Regions from separate parts of the Homo sapiens genome. Here region 2 is linked to region 1. A link is a loop called in an ENCODE intact Hi-C map of the cell type or tissue named here. Cell type or tissue: endothelial cell of umbilical vein. All regions are shown on one strand.

Region 1 (2,500 bases):
TTTTTTCCCATCTGCCAGCCTGGTGCAACAAACATAACCACTTTGGAAGCCACATGGCAAAGATGACAGAGCCACAAGACGGAAAGAGCCTAGGTCCCTAAATCGTCACCAGGAAGCTCTAATCTAAAAAACAAACAAACAAAAAACACTCTTTAGGATGTTCCACAAGCAAGAAATAAAATTCTATTGTGTTTAAGCCATTATACATTCTTTACTCAAATTTTGTGTTACAGCAGTGATATGGTTTGGATGTGTGTCCCCACCAAATCTCATGTTGAAATATAATCCCCAGTGTTGGAGGTGGAGCCTGGTGGGAGGTGTTTGGGTCATGGGGGCAAATCCCTCATGGCTTGGTGCTATTCTCAGGACAGTGAGTGAGTTCTCACAAGATCTTGTTGTTTAAAAGTGTGACACCTTCCCCCTACTTCTCTCTTGCTCCTGCTTTCACCATGTGAGATGCTGCTTCCATTTCGCTTTCTGCCATGATTATAAGCTTCCTGAGGCCTCCCCAGAAGCTCAGCAGATGCCAGCGCCATGCTCCTGTACAATCTGCAGAACTGTGAGCCAGTTAAACCTCCTTTCAATATAAATTACCTAGTCCCAAGTGTTTTTAATAGCAATGCAAGAAGGGCCTAATACCATATTCATATTCATATACATATTTATATGAATATACATATTCATATTCATATACATATTCATCTATATGTATTCATCTACATCAATCCACGTAAGTATCCAGGACCCTTTTATGTTTCTCCCATGGCCAGGCCAGTCTTTCTGGCTATGAGTACAACATGGAAATACATACTGAGAGCCAAAGTCCATTTTGTGATCCTGGCAACATTGTTAGTTGCAGGATTAGGATTACATGACTTTCAGTCCACTCATCTCTTCACCAGGAACATAGCTGTCTCTAGTGAATCTACCTTGACTGATATGCACCTTCATTCTGAGGTGCCCACCGTGGAGACCGTGGGCTTACTACACTGTTTTTCACTACAGCATTGCACTGGGCAGTTATGCTTCTGAAAACACTGCAGATGATGTAAAAGAGCCTGTACATAACAGATGTGAAGTGATATACATATATGGAGAGATACTATTATTGTTGTTTTCTTGTTACAAAAGGCACCTTTTTCATTGGCAGTCGTGTTTTTGATCCTTTCCCTTCATCTGGTGGGAAATCCTGTGTCACATTCTTCCCTGCTTAAGGCATGACCATAAAGTCAAATATTATTGTTAAGACAAATATTTTTATATTACACATTACACAAAGACACATATATTTATTATTAAATTGATTGTTTCTTGGAAACACACCCAGAAATGATTCATTTCTTAGAAAATATGGTAATAAAACATTTCATCTGAAACAAGACTATAGCATACGTCAAGTATGGCCAGTGGGTGATAAGTCACATTTCACTTTCTCAAGATTGTTTCAACAATGAGTAGACTCATAAGTAGCCTTTGAAATGAAAAACAGGAATTGGGAGGAGAAGGCAGAGCAAGAGCCTAGATAAGAAAAATAGGTCAAAATTAAGCATTGACATAGCTGAAGGAAATGTAGTTCAATACTCCGTATATAAATAATTGCCCTGATTAGATCTAAAGGAGTTTAAAAGAAGGTGTGGTTAAGTTAGAAGTGTCACCAGGAGGGCTTCCAGGCTTATTCTCCCTGAGACAAGGCTAAGTCCTTCCTTTTGTAGGCTCTGATATTTGATGTGGTCAGCATCCATGGGTGGATTCATCTCTTGGGAATTTAAAGTCAATAGAGATTGAGGAGTAAACAAGAAAGCCAACATATTCATCTACATCAATCTATGCAAGTATCCAAGATCCTCATGTGTTTCTATAGCCAGCCCAGTCTCTCTGGATATGAGTACAATGTGGAAATACATATGACAGCAGAAGTCCACTTTGTGAGCCTGGCAACATTGTTAATTGCAAGACTGGGATTACCTGACTTTCAGTTCATTCATTTCCACAGTAGGAACATGCCTGTCTCTAGGAGTCAATGCATCAAGCTATTGAAGATGTGGGTCTTTCCCCCTCTTGGGAGACAGCTTGAATGGACAAGGCCAACTTTGACCTTTCTGTCTTTTGTTTTCCTTCATCCCACACTTATCTGTCCTTTACTTCTCCACCCATGCCTGAATGTACCATTTTTTCTCACTCTTCATAATATTAATAGGCTTAAACAATGTTCTTGAGTTGCCTGTTAATTGCATGTGAAATGCCTTATTTCTAAGATGAATCATCCTGATATGGTTTGGCTCTGTGTCCCCACCCAAATCTCATGCTGAATTTTATTCCCAATGTTAGAGGAGGAACCTGGTGGGAGGTGATTGTATCATATTCCCCCTTGCTATTCTTGTGATAGTGAGTTCTCACAAGATCTAATGGTTTAAAAGTGTGTGGCACTTCCCTCTTCACTCTCTCTCTCTCCTATTGCCATGTGAAGATGTGCTTGCTTCCTCTTTACCTTCTGCCATGA
Region 2 (2,500 bases), 300 kb before region 1:
TTCAATATAACATATAAGATTTTTTTACTATAGAATTTATCTAGTTGACTAGTCTGATTGTCATATCTGGTTGACTAGTATATGGTTGATTTTTGGTATGTTTTCTATGAACAGTTGAAAATGATACATTTGACTTGGATTTGGAGTACAATATGTCTATATTAAGTCTCTTCTGCACCTTTTCTCTTTGTCAACACCAGCCATTAAATTCTAAAAAATTTTGTTAAATCTTCTACTCTGGCTGTGGTTTGGTTGAATTCTGCCTGAATTTCTAAGAAAATGGTTGATAGGTAGGTAGGTAGATAGATAGATAGATAGATAGATAGATAGATAGATAGATAGATAGATAGATAGATCATGGATATATGCCTCAATGATTATGCCTTGTATTTGTTGAGAACAAACATCTTCATGTGACCTAAAAGATTACACTTCGGTTTTCTGAACCATCACTGTGTTTTTCAACATCATATTTGGAAGAGGACCTGGGTTTAAGTTCTGTCTTATGTGTTGTCATTATCAAATCAGGCTATTTGTTTAAACTCTTTGAGCCTTAGTTTTCTCATTTGCAGAAGCAAGATAATAATAGTCCATTCTACCTTAATAAATTGTTATAAGGAGCATAGGAAAGTAAATAATGTAGTTTTTTAAAAGTAGAGTTTTTCCAACATAAAATACTATTTTTTAATATTTATTTACTTGTAAGTTTCAAACCTATAGCTGATATTTTTCTAAGGCTGTAATTGGCTAGCTTCTAAAGTTAAAATCCTAAGTTTGAGAAAATATTTCAAGAGTTATCTGAAGAGTTATTCAAGAGTTAGTATTGAATACTAACTCTTTAGCTTTCTTAAATAGTTTATTAAACTGTTTTTTTCACTGGAGTACTAGGGAGAAGAGACGAAATCTCACTCTTGAGGTTAGGAATAAATTCTGCTTTTTTTTTTTTTTTTTTTTTTTAACAGCTAGAGCATTGAATGTGAATCCTCTTCAAAGTTCATTTTATCCCCTAAATTAACTTCAGTGTGTTTGTTTTAGAACACTATGCTCTTATATGTGATTCAAGGGGCATATGGTCCCTTCATTGGAAAATAAAGAACAGATGTGTGGTTTAGATAAGTACACATAAACATGTGAAGGTCAATGGCAGGTGACTCATTGCTTTCACCATATTGTGGAAGGGATATGAATAATTTCCTTAGAGGAAATTTAATCCTTGATACAGTGACATCAAAGAAAGCATTATTTTATTTATTTTACTAGATAAGCATAAAAGAATCTAACAAAGAATACAGGTTTCTCTGGGAATCCAGATGACGGATTTAAGAAAATGTGCTGAAAGTCAATCTAAGTGCTTAACTCACATGTCAACATAGACTCACATTAACTAAGAACAGGAACATCTTAAATATACTTCCCTTTAATTTATTTGAGTATGCAATTCATTTTTCCTGAAAAGACTATGGGTAACTTGGCATAGTAGAGTGTTTTATTGATTTTGTCTTCAGATATCAAAATATTTTATTGGAGTCCCTTGAAATAGAAACTGAGCATGTAACCTTTAATAGAAAAAAATGAAATCATAAGTTCCGGAAAAACTTTAAAAATCTATTTTTACTTTTTGCCTGTCTTTGCTAGGATTTTCCATGTTGATCAATTCAAGAGTTTTCTGGGCCAGGCACAGCGGCTCATGCCTGTAATTCCAACACTTTGGAAGGCTAAGGTGGGCGGATCACTTGAGGTCAGGAGTTCAAGACCAGCCTGGCCAACATGGTGAAACCCTGCCTCTACTAAAAATACAAAAAACTAGCTGGGAGTGGTGGTGGCACACAACTATAGTCCCAGCTACTGGGGAGGCTGAGGCAGGAAAATCGCTTGAACCAGGGAGGCGGAGGTTGCAGTGAGCCAAGATCGCACCACTGCACTCCAGCCTAGGCGACAAGAGCAAGACTCCATCTCAAAAAAAAAAAAAAATAGTTTTCTGGATGGCAAAGCAAGTCTTAAAACTGACAGGCAGCACTCTGCTAGCCTTCAGAGAGAATCACATTTACACTTTTCCCATCAAGGCAAACTCTTTTCTGGTTCCACCACTTTTATTCCCACAGCTGTGAGAAAATCAGTCCAGACTGTAAACCCTTGAACCTAGACTCCAAAAACAACTTCCTCATCAATTCCCCTAGTACTAACTTCTTTTTCCTATTTTTTTTTTTTTTTTTTAAGACAGGGTCTCAGTCTGTTGCCCAGGCTGGAGTGCAGTGGCATGATCATAGCTCATTGCAGCCTCAACTTCCCAGGCTCAAGTGACCCTCTCACCTCAGCCTCCCTAGTAGCTGGGACTACAGGCACGTGCCACAATGCCTGGCTAATTTTTTGTGTGTTTTTTGTAGAGAAGGGGTTTCATCATGTTGCCCAATCAGGTCTGGCCCAAGTGATCCGCCCACCTTGGCCTCCCAAAGTGCCGAGCCTAGTAGCAACTCCTAACTCCATCAAACAATAATACAAA

What was found. Hi-C counts contacts between places; a loop is a spot of excess contacts. Peaks named below come from ENCODE experiments on the same cell type or tissue, not always from the same donor. Only the 100,000 strongest peaks of a DNase experiment are listed, where the experiment ranks them.
Region 2: it touches region 1 in a loop (6-fold over the local background); 2 of 110 quality-filtered maps call a loop at or near these places.

Annotation. Positions count from the first base shown.
Region 1 is chr13:76,807,839-76,810,338 of GRCh38, forward strand. No RefSeq gene overlaps it. Among named protein-coding and RNA genes, the nearest start is that of KCTD12, 77 kb to the right of the region's middle. In endothelial cell of umbilical vein, no CTCF peak of the experiment used is centred here; a DNase peak (open chromatin) is centred at 1,293; H3K27ac peaks cover 938 bases.
Region 2 is chr13:76,511,731-76,514,230 of GRCh38, forward strand. All of the region lies in intron 2 of LOC105370263 (a long non-coding RNA gene), which reads left to right. Among named protein-coding and RNA genes, the nearest start is that of KCTD12, 370 kb to the right of the region's middle. In endothelial cell of umbilical vein, no CTCF peak of the experiment used is centred here; a DNase peak (open chromatin) is centred at 1,251; H3K27ac peaks cover 1,767 bases.